Linked DNA regions of Homo sapiens: region 1 is linked to region 2. Evidence: chromatin contacts called from ENCODE Hi-C or POLR2A ChIA-PET data. All regions are on one chromosome and are shown on one strand. Each heading gives the region's core, a stretch centred on a gene start or an enhancer-like site at or near the end of the contact. The rest is flanking DNA. Distances are from core to core; before and after follow the strand shown.

Region 1 (6,975 bases), core at 3,863-6,362, 51 kb before region 2:
TATCCTGTAGGCATCACAACCAACTCTGACCCCTGTGGTTATGGCAGGCCTTGGGGAGGGTGTGCTGAGTGTCCTCCACTGGTAAATGCTGACAACCTTTTTCAGTCCACTGCTCCCCTCCACACACACCCCCAACCCTTTTGCAAGAGCGGCTGACAAGAAATCAAAATGACCCATTTGTATTTCAATCTGCTCTCTTTTGCTCGGTCTGACATCCTTTTACCTTCCCTCCCATGGAAGGTATGGATAAGTGGCCAACAGAACCAAAGGTAGGGAGGAAGAAGTGTTTAGTGCCTGGATATTTAGAGGATAAATCATTAAGAGTTAGCTCTGCAAGTCCCCTGATTAGTAAAAACTTCAATGCTTTGAGGGCCTTTATCCCAAGGCTTACCTAAAAGGCACCCAAAACAAGTATACTTAGGATAAAATGCATGGGGGCTATTGTGCCTTAGGGGCCACTGTGGATTTTTGGCTGGGCCTGTGGTTACCTAGTGAGGCCAGGGTGATGTCAGTAGCTGCTATCCCCTGACCTAGAGGGCCAAAGCAGTGCAGTTATGCTGGTGCCACTGCTCAGATAGCTCATGGAAGCCCCCTGCACCACGTCTTCCATGGATTACTATGCAGCAGGGGAAAGCAGCGGAGAATGCCAGTCAAACACTGCCTTCTACTCTGGTCATTAATTGACATCAGCACCTCAGGGCTGCCCAGTTGCAGGGAACCAGTTGGACAGCATCAAATCTGTACCTTCCCTCATCTCAGAGGTTAGAGAAAATCAACAGGGGCTATTTAGGAGGGAAGGCCCGGGTCAGAACTTCAGCAACAAAAATACTTTTTATGTAGGAAAAAAAAATGCCAATGCATTCACCCAAATCCTAAAATACAGAAAAGGGAAAAAAAAAAAAAAAAAAAGAAGAAGAGGAGGAAAAGAAGAAGAATTGTTTGCACATTTGAAAGTCCAAGAATAGTGAAACAGGGGAAAAAGGGTCAACTAGTCTTTAACTTCATTAAAACATGCTCATGGTGAAAATTTATTTTACATATTTAAAATAGTACATTTAAACTGATTAGTTACATTACAGGTACAACGATGAGCACTGTGACGCCATCATATTGCACATCCTGACTTCATCCATATGGGTTTCTTTAAATAGTGCAAAATACTTTATACAGGAATGTGTTCGGAAGGGTCTTGCAACCAAAATAAGGAAAAGAAGTATCTTACAAATTACTATGAACATATATTCAAGTGACGGGGTGAAGGGAAATTTTTAAAAAGTTACAATCTGTACAGAGGAATTGCCACAGACAACCAAAAAGTTCCCTCCCTCCTGGGAAAAGCAGCGGGCCTCTGACCTTCACAGGTCTGGCATTTGTGCCAAGGTAATTTTTTGGTGTCAATCAAAAATATATATATATATATATATCAGTTACTTAATACAATATAAATAGAAGTCCAGTCCAGTGAGTCCTGTGGTGGGTCAAATGTGGCAACAGAAGGCACACCTTTTGTCACCTAGGGTTTCAGTAGGGTTCTTAATGAATGTGGGGGAGAAAGGGGGAAAAATGAACAGAAAATTATAAACCAAAAGGAAAGAAAAATCATCGCCACCACCAACTAAAAAACTGGATCACTCCAGCCCGGATGCCCCATGTTGCATATGGTGTCAGCACTCAAACACTGGTTCTGTGGTACTGTTGAGAATAAGCAGTAGTAATTCCCTACCATGTGTTTGCATTTTTGTGTTCTTTTGTTTGTTTCTGAATATTTTTAATCCTCATACTCCTCTCCCGGGGAAGCCAACGAGGCACTTACTTGATGCTCCCGTCACTACTTTCTGCTGCTGTGGCTTTGGTGAGGGGCGCCAGGATGCTGCCTGGGACCCAGCCCTCGGCGGCGGGGGAATGGTCGCTGGCAGGCTGGTACACCAGACACATGTTCTGCTGGTTGACGGCGAGGACCTGGACCACCTCACCTTGGCTCACACAGATTTCATTCTCCTTCAGTGCATAGTAATCTTTGATCACGGCCATGGACGAGGTCCCATTGCAGCCTCCCAGGTCGTTCTGCTGGGAGATAAGGGTGAGAGGGGCACAAACACAAGGACGCTAGTTCACATGGGCTTGCTCTGCACCCTACCCAGTGGTTCAAGGCCAAATCTCCCACTAGCAGGGTAGGCAGCAGGCAGCATTCTCTCTTGAGTAATGACATGATATTAATAAACATGCTCTGAAAGTATATTTTTTAATAGCAATGTTTCAACAATATTATCATCCAGGGTGAATGGCTCCACCCCACATAAAGGTATAAACACGCCTTTGACCTGGAAGCCCCTTCCCAGCATACAACCTTCCTGCCAGCGTTCTCTTACAAGTGAAAGGAAGAACCTGGCACTGGCATAGGGGTATGTAAGCACCTGGGCAGAATGAGGTCAGGGCAAGTGTCATGTCAGGGGTCACAATCCTTCAATGGAAAGAACACGGATTGTTTGATATTAAATTTTTCTCTTTTTGAAAGTGCGCTGGCTTTACTTTATATTCTGACCCTCTTTGAGACAGGACTAAGAATGATATCTCTGCCCAATTCAAAGGCAAGACCATGACCTACCCTTACCCAACTTCCTGCAGGCACCAGGTACCCTCCCCTACTCATTAATATAAGAGATGCTGCCCATGACCTTTTCATGTGAGTCTATTTCAGGGCAGCTGCCTCTAGACAGACTTGTAACTTTCCTAGGAGGACTGGCTGCCTCATAGAGCATGGTAAGAGCCAGAAATTCTTCAGTATATACATATATATTCTATATGCATATACATACAGGATATACATATATATTCTATATGCATATACATACAGGATATACATATATATTCTATATGCATATACATACAGGATATACATATATATTCTATATGTATATACATACAGGATATACATATATATTCTATATGTATATACATACAGGATATACATATATATTCTATATGTATATACATACAGGATATACATACAAATTCTTCAGTATATACTTTTTGTTTGTTTTTGAGACACGGTCTTGCTATGTCACCTAGGCTAGAGTGCAGTGGCAGAGTCATAGCTCACTGTAGCCTCGACTTCCCAGGCTCAAGTGATTCTCCTGCCTCAGTATCTGGGACAACAGGTGCATGCTACCGTGCCTGGCTAATTTTTTTTTTTTTTTAAAGTTTTATTAGAGATGAGTTCTTGCTATGTTGCCCAGGCTGGTCTTGAGCTCTTAAGCCCAAGCCATCACCCTGCCTTGGCCTCCCAAAGTGCTGGGATTACAGGCGTGAGCCAGCGCATCTGGCCCGATATGTTTGACAAAATGCCAAAGTGACTTCAGTTTATTCACAAAGGCAGGATTGTTTTTTAAGGTGGAAAATCATTTCCAGGTGATGTGACGGAACAAATCAGTGTGGTTACTCTAATACAGGATTGAACTTGGACACTAATAATTTTTTAATATAACCAATATAAACTAATAATTTTGAGGAGAAATAAAACTATAAAACTGGAACATGTAGATAAAAAATGTAAGTGTTCCTATTCATAGAGCCACTGAGTTCTAGAGAAAACTGAGGCCTAATGAGGTTAACTAACTCGGCTAAGGTTCTAAAGCAAGTGAGTTGCAGAACTGGGAATAGAAACCAGGTTTGCCTGATTCCTAATCTAGCACTTTTCCCATTTCTCTCCTGTTCTACCTACCTTGTAGGGGCAAAATAGCTGTGTAGACTAAGTCTATGGTTGAGTCTTTGACTCTCCTTATGGTGATGTTTGAATTGTGGATTATCGACGACAAACATTCAATCCAAGTCAGACTTCTCCCATTCACACACTGATGATCGACTTCCCTTCCACATCAGCCAATAGATGGTGAAGAACTGGGAACTTCTTTCAGTAGGTGCTCGAGGCAGATCATCATTAGAAAGGGTGAACTCTTTTTAAGGTGTCAAACACTACAGCTGTGACTTTTAGATGACGATGATCCACACTGAAACTACTCTATTTAGCAAAAATCATCCATTTTTATGATGATTTATGCCACAGGGAACTGGTATAACTCACTCAGTTTATAGGGAAAGGAAAACATAATTGAGACTAGACTGTACTTAGTGTGCTGTTCCTGCTAAAATAATCAGCAAGCATTAAAAGATGCTACTTCCTGGCCGGGTGCAGTGGCTCACACCTGTAATCCCAGCACTGTGGGAGGCTGAAGTGGCCATATCGCCTGAGGCCAGGAATTTGAGACCAGCCTGGCCAACATGGTGAAACCCCATCTGTACTAAAAATACAAAAATTAGCTGGGTATGGTAGGGCGCCTGTAGTCCCAGCTACTCGGGAGGCTGAGACAGGAGAATTCGCTTGAACCTGGGAGGCGGAGGTTGCAGTGAGCTGAGATGGTGCCATTGCACTCCAGCCTGGATGACAGACCGAGACTCCTTCTCTTCCTAAAGTAACCCCTGAGGCTATGCCATCGTAGTGACAAGGGTGGGAGTAATGAGTTGTCACTTACCTTGCTGGCTTCGAACTTGTCCCCAGGCTGGTGGTATTCAAACCCTGGACTGCCATTGGAGGTAGATATCTTCAGGGGAGGCAGAGGTGGGTTATAGCTGGAGCCCTTTGGGGGCTTCTCTGAGCCCGCAGGAACAGAGGAGTAGGGCCTGGGGCTGGCTTGGGGAAGCCTGGCAGGTTGAGACCTCATCACAGCTGTGCTCCTTTCTTTCCGTTGATACTCAATGGGCGATTGCAGTGCTGTGGGATAAGAGCAGGTGGTTACTCTAAGCTTTGGGAATCCCACAAGGATTTGGAGGCCTCTTAGGTCCAAGGCTTTGTGTTAGGCATCGTGTGGATAAGTGAGAAAAACACTACCCTTGTTTTTAAGGCAATGGGAGAACTAAGACATCTACCTAAATAATGAAAATACAAAAAACAAAACGGTGCCATATGTGAGGTGCCAAGGGTTGTGCAAAGAGAGAGAAGGCTCTGTAATATGTGTGTGGTGGTAATAACAAAGAGCTTCGGAAGAGAGCTGTGGCCAGACTCTGGCACTTAGGCTGCAGGAAGGAAGCAAGTGTGACGTGTTGGCGAGGGGAACAGGAAGTAGTCAAGGGTGTCTAGGAGGAAGAGGAAACCAGAAGGGTCTGTGAGGTGGGAAGTGCCATGGTATGAAAAGTCTAGAAAGTGAGTCCAATGAGTCTGGACTGAATTCTGAAGGTCATGAAAAGTAATTGGATGGAATGAACTTTAAAGCTTTAAATTGAGATTCTATCATCAGAGAGCGACATTTGAGGAACACTGACCTTGTAGTGGTTAGGAGGAGGGACTGGAGAGGATGAGACAGAAGGCTTCTTGTCTAATTCAGAAGCCACAGAATGGTAAAAGCGAGAGGTAGAAGGTCTAGGAGAGCGGGACCAGTGGGATGTGGAATGGATGTGGGCGTGGTGAGGTCGGGAGAGATGAGACTGTGACAGCCTAGGTGGGAAAAGCAATGCAAGAATCGAGGATGGCTCAGGTTTGGAGACTCGGAGGATGGCAGTCAGTGGAACTCAGAAGACAGGAGAATAAGCTGATGTGAAGGAGAAGACTGGAGCTTTGTTTTATTGAGTTTAAGGTAACAAGGTTGCAAGGTCTGAGAACTAAAGAGGGAGAGCCAGGCAAATGTCATACAGGTCCAATTCTTTAAGAATGACTTCAAAGGTTGGCCGATTATGTCATTTTTATCAGTTTGCACTGTAACAGCTATTTAAGTGGGTTAACAGCTGGGGCCCAGAGAACTTCTCAATTACAAGGATATTTCTACTGTGATAGGTACATACCTCAACAGGACTCAACATAGGGTCACACTTCCTTTCTACTTGAGGTCTCAGAAGGAAAGATTGGCTCTGAGATGCCTGCACACATCTCTGTAAGTAGAAGCCTGGCCCTGGTCCGTCATCACATCCTTGTCTCTTGTATGTGTCAAAGTAATAACAGGCCCACCAGAGCACTGCCTCTCTCACTGAGGAGTGTTTTGTGGCATTAAGTATTTAGGAGATGATAACCTAGTTCAGTAATACAGTCAGCCCACTGTATCTGTGAGCTCCACAACCATGGATTCAACCAACTGTGGATTGAAAATATATGGGAAGGGCCAGGTGCAGTGGTGCATGCCTGTAATCCCAGCACTTTGGGAGGCCAAGGCGGGTGGATCACTTGAGGCCAGGAGTTCAGGACCAGCCATGGCCAACATGGCAAAACCTTGTCTCTACTAAAAATACAAAAATTAGCATTTCTGTATTTTTGTATTGGTGGCATACACCTGTAATCCCAGCTTCTCAGGAGGCTGAAGCATGAGAATCGCTTGAACTCAGGAGGTGGAGATTTGCAGTGAACTGAGATTGCGCCACTGCACTCCAGCCTGGGCGACAGAGCGAGACTCTGTCTCAAAAAAAGAAAAAAAAAAAAAAAAGAAAATATATGGGGGAAAAAAGGATGGTTGTGGTCTGTACTGAACATGTACAGAGTTTTTTTTCTTGTCATTCCATAAACAATATAGTATAACAATCATTTACATAGCATGTACATTATATCGGGTATTATAAACAATCTAGAGATGATTTAAAGTACAGGATGATGTACACAGGTCATATGCAAACACTATGCCATTTTATGTAAGGGACTTGAGCATCCACAGACTCTGGTATCCTCGGGAGGTCTTGGAACCAATTCCCTGTGGATACCAAGGGCTGACTGTATCTCCATGATTCATTAGGAGAAAGGTCTCTTGGAACGAAGTAAAGGTCTGAATCATTGACTATGCCTAAATAAATACAGTTCCAAGTTCTAAGTACATAGCAGAGTTATAAAGTAGGCCTTATCAAACTGATTTTATGAATCAATTCCCATCACATGGAATTGTGATATTACCTGGTTATTTACAATAATTGTGCTAAAACATTTGAAAATAGAATGCCTTCTTA
Region 2 (6,820 bases), core at 1,523-4,022:
GTGGGACCTTGCGATCATGTGAGTTAATAAACTCCCTTTTGTGTGTGTGTGTGTGTGTGTGTGTGTGTATAAATAAATATATATATATATATATCTCCTATTAGTTCTGTTGTCCCTCTAGAGAACTCTGACTAATACAATTAGTAACCAAATAAAAGGTACCTGCATAGGCCAGGCGCACCGGCTCACACCTGTAATCCCAGCACTTTGGGATTGTAATCCCAGCAATCCGAGGCAGGAGGATTGCTTGAGCCCAGGAGTTTGAGACCAGCCTGGGCAACATAGCAGAATGAAAGAAAAAAGCAAAGCAAAGAAAAGAAAAGGAAAGAAAGAAAGAGACAAAAAAGAAAGGAAGAAAGAGAATAAAAAAGAGAGAGACAAAGAAAGAAAAAAAGAAAAGAAAGAAACCTGTATAGACATCGGTAGGAACTGAATATACCAGAAATTTATTATATCTGATATAACTAATTTAGAAATTTAATTTCTTGTTTCTAAAGTTTCAACTCATACTTACTTCAATGTTACACCTAAAAAAAATGCTACTCCCCTTTCTGGTTTAGTGTAAAATTTGCCAAACGATTCTGAAATCAGAACACACTGTACACAAGTCATCAAAGAGTGCAAACATAGGCTCTGGCGAATACTTTATTGTTGCATCCACAGGACTGTCACCCATTACTTTTCTAATCACAAAATACTGACTTAGCCTTGTTTCTACTGACCCCAAGGCGATTTGGAAGTAGAGAAGGACTACAATTCCCAGACAGAAAAAGAAGATAATTCTAATAGTGTTAGGAGCTTAGTGTCCCCAAAGACCAGTAGCAGTGTCTTTGCAAGGGGTAGGCTGGGACCCTAGAGAGCAAGCATATGTGCAGGTGGCATCCGAGGCTTCCATGGATTGCGGGCATCACAAATATATTACTTATGAGGCTGGCTCACTATTTTCTACATTGGCTTGAGTAGTACAACTCAAAAATGAAAAAACTCGGTTTCAATCCATTCTTCTGGAGTTCAGTGATGGTATTCAAGCACACCCCAAAGGCATGTCTTCTATATAATGCATCATGTGATTGTTAAAAGACAATGGGGTCCAGTTGCTCCATATAAACCATACCTGTTTTATCTAGATGGTCAATAGGTCTATAAATGTCCACCTGGTGTTAATCGTAATACTGAATTGGAAACTTTGACTCCAATGGCTGAAATCAGAAGAAACCACAAAGATTTCTAATATCCACTAACAATTTACAGAGGGGTCCTTTGACCTTCTGTTCTTTTGCTTTAGCTCCAATGGCATGGGAATAATTGCAAACTCATTCATATTGCTTTCATATGGCTTGAGTTGTATAAGGCCAATGTACTTCAATACATCTGTCTGAAGATATTATATACTCAAACATTCCTATTTTCTTTGCTTTCCAGAAATAATTTGCTAATATAAAAATTATAGAAATATCATATATACATCTTTGTTCACACTGGAAATTGAATATCTAGAGAAGGGCACGTAATGGGAGGGCCAAAGGTGAAAATTTCCTGGGTAGCCAATGGATAAATCCATATTTGTTCATAAGCATTGACAGCATAAGGCCTGCAGTAAGTATTATTACATAATATGTCCTGCATGGTGTACAATAATACTCTGGCAAAATTTAACAGAATACAAGCTCCTGGTTGCATATTCAGCTGAGGTCCTGAGGCTATGTACGGCCAGGTTCTGGCACGGCTGGCTTCTCAGCAAACCATCTGGTTAGCCATCTTGGTGCCTGGGCCACTTAGTGCTGGAGAATGAAGATAGCTGCTATGGTGACAGCAACAGGAAATGGGGCCGGGAAGTGGGGGGAGCTAGAAATACTATTCCTTGACACTAGGAAACTTGTTGCCCTTGCAATTACTCTTAACACAACTTTAGACTAAACTTGGCAGATGCATCTTGGCTCAGAATATTCCATCTTCCATCTCTTAGTCATCCCCAAGTCTCAAATGCATAGCGCAAACCCCTGCCTCCCACTTACTATGCCACCACTTTTAGACCTAGTTTAGGAGTCTCTTTTCCAATGCATCCTTTACCAACTCAACATCCTTTACCTTACCACTTCAGTCAGACTTAACTTTGTGTTTTTATAAATTCTGTACAACTGAATCCTTATGCATTTAGAACATCTGTATCTATTTTTTCCCATTAAATTAAAAGTACAAAAGCAAGGGCCACATCTTAGTTCGTTTCTAGTTATTGTCCCCCTTCTTTTCCCAATACGGCTGCTCCTGTCCTGGCAGAATGTGTACAGATATCTGAGCCACAGAAATGATTCCAGATCCAGTGGCATCCACATAGGGCAGGGATCCTTCTCATCTTCAGAGCCCATTGGGACATTGGCCCTCAACAGGAATATTTCCAACAGGCAATCTCCAAAGACTCAAAAGTCAGCACCTCTGGCTTCAAATTAGAAGTCTCCTAAATTTTGTTCTAATTCAGTGCAGATCTCCCTCAACTACTGCAGGCTTCTTCAGTGCTGTCCTCCCCACGACCCTGGCCCCACGCTTTGGCTCCTGTTAGGATGGCATTGGAAGCAGAGGATAAAATGAAAGTTCCCAATTGACTGTCCTCAAGGTCTCCTCGACCTCGGGTTCTCCTGTGTAATCCTCTGTCTGAGTCAGAGACAGAGGGAGGAAAGCCCTCAAAGGGCAATGAACTCCACCCTCTGCCCCTAGATAAGCACTTCCTGAAAACACAAGGCCGCTGCTCTGATATACTGCTGTGCTGACTCACTGGACTCACTGCCCCATCTAGCTGTCTCTGGAAGTTAAAGGCGAGAAAATTCTCTCTATATTCCACCAGTGGTGGATTCTGAAGCTTGATATGTGGGATCAAGCAAAAGTCAGTGAAAGCAGATCTGCTGCTCTTCTAAGAGTAAATATTCTAGATATTATTTCAACCTACACACCCATTTACTTCTGCTAGAGTTTGCTGCAGCTTCTGGAGAGGGAACACACATTTTTTCTAAACTGTGGAGTAGAAAACTTTCCCAAAAGACTTCTGAAGAGTTCAAAACATAACCACCAAGGCCGGGAGTGGTGGCTCATGCCTATAATCCCAGCACTTTAGAAGGCTAAGGTGGGAAGATCAATTGAGATCAGGAGTTTGAGACCAGCTGAGCAACATAGCGAGACCTCATCTCTACTAAAAATAATAACAAAAATTAGCCTGGTGTGGTGGTGCGCTCCTGTTGTCTCAGCTACTTAGGAGGTTGAGGCAGCAGAATTGCTTGAGCCCAGGAGGTCAAGGCTGCAGTGAGCTGTGATTCCACCACTGCACTCCAGCCTGTGCAACACAGTGAGACCTCTGTCTCAAAACCAAAACCAAAACCAAAACAAAACAAAAACCATAGCCGCTGAAAGAATATGGTGAAACTTTACAAATTCAGACTGAAGAAAGGGCACATTATATTAGTATAAAATACAGGCCTTTCATTGTGGAAAAAAAAAAAACCAAAATGGTTTCACTATGATATCATCTCATACCTGTTAGAATGGCTATTATCAAAAATCAAGAGATAACAAATGCTGGTGAGAATGTAGAGAAAAGGGAACCCTAGCACATTGATGCTGGAAGTGTAGATTGATACAGCTATTATGCAAACAGTATGTAGGTTCCTAAAGAAATTAAAAATAGAATAATCAGGCTGGGCGCAGTGGCTCATGCCTGTAATCCCAGCACTTTGGGAGCCCAAGACGGGCGAATCATTTGAGCTTAGGAGTTCAAGACCAGCCTGGACAACATGGTGAGACCCTGTCTCTACAAAGAATACAAAAATTAGCTGGGTGTGGTGGCATGCACCTGTAGTCCCAGCTACTCGGGAGGCTGAGGCAGGAGAATTGCTTGAGCCTGGGAGGCGGGGTTGCAGTGAGCCAAGATCACGCCATTGCACTCCAGCCTGGGCAACGAGAGTAAAACTCTATCTCAAAAAAAAAAAAAAAAAAAAAAGAAGGAAAATAAAAAGGAATTATCACATGACCCAGTGATCCCTCTTCTGAGTACACATCCAAAGTAAATGAAGTTACTACCTCATAGAGATATCTGAACCCTTACATTCATTGCAACATTATGCACAGTAACCAAGATACAGCAACCATCTAAGTGTTTGCCAACAAACCAAGGAATAAAGAAACTGATGTATGTATTTATATACACAGACAATGAAATATTACTCAGCCTTTAAAAAGAAGGCAATTCTGCCACTTGGATGAACCTGGAAGGCACTATGTTAAGTGAAATAAGCTAGACATAGAAAACTATTGCATGATCTCCCTTATATGTGGAATCTTAAAAAAAAAAAAAAAGTCAAATATACAGTGATGGAAAATAAAACACTGGTTACCAGGGGCTGGAGTAGGGGGAAGAAACAGGGAGATGTTGGCCAGAGGATACAAAGTAGCAGATAACTATTTATATGTATCCTATAACATCATGTCATATACCTAAGATATATACCATAACATTCATTTTAAAATAGACAAACAAGAAATGCTTACTATTTTCAAGTGATGGCCAGCAAGAATTAGTGGATAAGTAGGAACTGAGATTGCCTGAAATCTGCACTCGCCTACGAAGACATCACAAGCACAACAAGGAGGGTCATCTAATTATGGCACAAGGCACCTACCAATTTCCGAGGCTGGAGTGGGCACCTTCTCCTGGATTTAGCTCTCTGCATGCAGCCCTCCCAAGCTCCATATCTGGCAGGTAAGCCCAATTTCCCCATAAATCAGGGCCACTCCTGAGTCCATGGTATGTCTTAGGCCTTCAAACAAGCCCTCAATGAGCTCCGTAAAGCACCGTTAACTCTATTAGCTTATCTAGTAATATTTTCTCCTTTTCTTTTCAGATGGTATGAACATAAACAAGTTCAGCCCTAGTAATAAGCACAAAGACTCAAAATAGCACTATACAAATGACTGTATATAACTGAAGACTCTCCCACAGAATGGGCAAGGCTAACTTCCAGTTTTGTTCTCCTACCAGCAGACTTTTCATTCACTAAGATTTCTGCATGGCTGGGCGCGGTGGCTCACGCCTATAATCCCAGCACTTTGAGAGGCCGAGGTGGGCGGATCATGAAGTCAAGAGATCGAGACCATCCTGGCTAACATGGTGAAACTCCGTCTCTACTAAAAATACAAAAAAAAAAAATTAGCTGGGCGTGGTGGCAGGCGCCTATAGTCCCAGCTACTCGGGAGGCTGAGGCAGGAGAAGGGCATGAACCCCGGGAGGCGGAGCTTGCAGTGAGCCGAGATCGTGCCGCTGCACTCCAGCCTGGGAGACAGAGCGAGACTCCATCTCAAAAAAAAAAAAAAAAAAAAAAAAAAAAAAAAAAAAAAAAGATTTCTGCACTGGTATTTTCTTTCCATTCCCACTGGCACTCAGATAGTTTAAATCTACTTGCTTTAACTACATAACAGCTCCAGACTGTCTCTCTGCCCCCAGTCTTTTTCTCCTATTCATTTGATATATCTCTGCCACCAGAGCAATTGTATCGCTTTGTTCAAATCACATTCAAAACTTCATCAATAGTATCTAATTTGTCAGCCTACTTTTTTATGGTAGTTCCACGATCAGGCCTGATCTCACCTTGCCTGTTCTCTGAGTTCCACTTTTTGATAATCCAAAGTTTTCAAACTGTGGTCCCCAGATCAGCAAGATCAGTATCATCTGGGGACTTGTGGGAAATAAAAATTCTTGGGCCCTACTCCAGAGCTAGTGGATCAGGAACTATTGGGGTGGCTTAGTATCCTGTGTTTTAACAAGCTCCCCAAGTAATTCTGATGTGCACCAGAGTTTGAAGACCAGTGTCCTATAAGAACCCTTCACTTTAGTCTAATTTTTCAGTTCACTGTACTATGTTGCATTCTTCCCTGCTTATACACCCTTTAGCTTTTCTGCTTTTCTGAAGCTTACCAAGGACTTCTTCGTTGTAAGCCCAGCATGTTCTCCTTTTGCTCTGAATACCTTTTTGTGCTATTTGTTTGGCACTGATAAATGCTTGTTTACATATTTTCCCTCACTGAGCAAAGTCCTTGAGAGGAGGTCTCCTCCATCTTTGCATTGCCAGCACAAATTCTTTGTTCATTTGTGTGAGACAGGGTCTCACTCTGTCACCCAGGCTGGAGTGCAGTGGCTCAATGACAGTTCACTGCAGCCTCAACCTCCTGGGCTCAGGTGATCCTCCCACCTCAGCCTTCTGAGTAGCTGAGACTATAGCCTCATGCCACCATGCCCAGCTAATTTTTTTAAATTTTTTGTAGAGACAGGGTTTCACCGTGCTGCCCAGATTGGCCTCAAACTCCTGATCTCAAGTGATCCACCTGCCTCAGCCTCCCAAAGTGCTAGGATTACAGACGTGAGCCACCACGCCCAGCCAACACAAATTCTTTGGTCATTAAATGGCTGGTAATGAAAAGCTAGGGACAAAACTTAGCAATATAACTTTTTTTTTTTTTTTTTGGAGATGGAGTCTTACTCTGTCACCCAGGCTGGAGTGCAGTGGTGCAATCTCAGCTCACTGCAAGCTCCGCCTCCTGGGTTCACGCCATTCTCCTGCCTCAGCCTCTCAAGTAGCTGGGACTACAGGCGCCGGCCACCATGTCCGGCTAATTTTTTGTATTTTTAGTAGAGACGGGGTTTCACCGTGTTAGCCAGGATGGTCTCGATCTCCTGACCTCATGATCCGCCCACCTCGGACTCCCAAAGTGCTGGGATTACAGGCATGAGCTACCGCGCCTGGCCAGTTCCTTAAGAAGTTCTAAGTGCTGCCCAGTCAAT

Evidence for each region. A loop is a pair of places that touch in the nucleus more often than their neighbours do. ChIA-PET counts read pairs that join two places held with the same protein, here RNA polymerase II (POLR2A). Pooled maps may share reads with other maps.
Region 1: a loop to region 2 is called in a map with no recorded cell type, with 5 times the contacts of the local background. The contact joins two enhancer-like sites. A Hi-C loop is called at or near these places in 13 of 168 maps with a recorded cell type or tissue (CD4-positive, alpha-beta memory T cell, CD8-positive, alpha-beta T cell, Caco-2 and 9 more), 19 of 37 single-sample maps with no recorded cell type and 20 of 50 pooled maps. POLR2A ChIA-PET finds 5 or more read pairs at or near these places in 10 of 52 experiments (AG04449, HCT116, HepG2 and 6 more).

The regions. Positions count from the first base shown.
Region 1 is chr3:124,669,453-124,676,427 of GRCh38, reverse strand. It overlaps KALRN (kalirin RhoGEF kinase), which reads right to left. Exons shown (of 60, transcript NM_001388419.1): 48 at 4,530-4,768; 49 at 1,814-2,064. Among named protein-coding and RNA genes, the nearest start is that of UMPS, 58 kb to the left of the region's middle. Within about 2 kb of position 5,112, at least 2 of the 41 ENCODE cell types and tissues checked have a DNase peak (open chromatin) inside an H3K27ac peak, as active enhancers do; they include CD8-positive, alpha-beta T cell and natural killer cell, where a contact is called at or near this core.
Region 2 is chr3:124,616,648-124,623,467 of GRCh38, reverse strand. All of the region lies in intron 34 of KALRN (kalirin RhoGEF kinase), which reads right to left. It also overlaps the pseudogene MEMO1P6. Among named protein-coding and RNA genes, the nearest start is that of UMPS, 110 kb to the left of the region's middle. RefSeq lists enhancers at 2,555-2,644, 3,412-3,481. Within about 2 kb of position 2,772, at least 13 of the 41 ENCODE cell types and tissues checked have a DNase peak (open chromatin) inside an H3K27ac peak, as active enhancers do; they include CD8-positive, alpha-beta T cell and natural killer cell, where a contact is called at or near this core.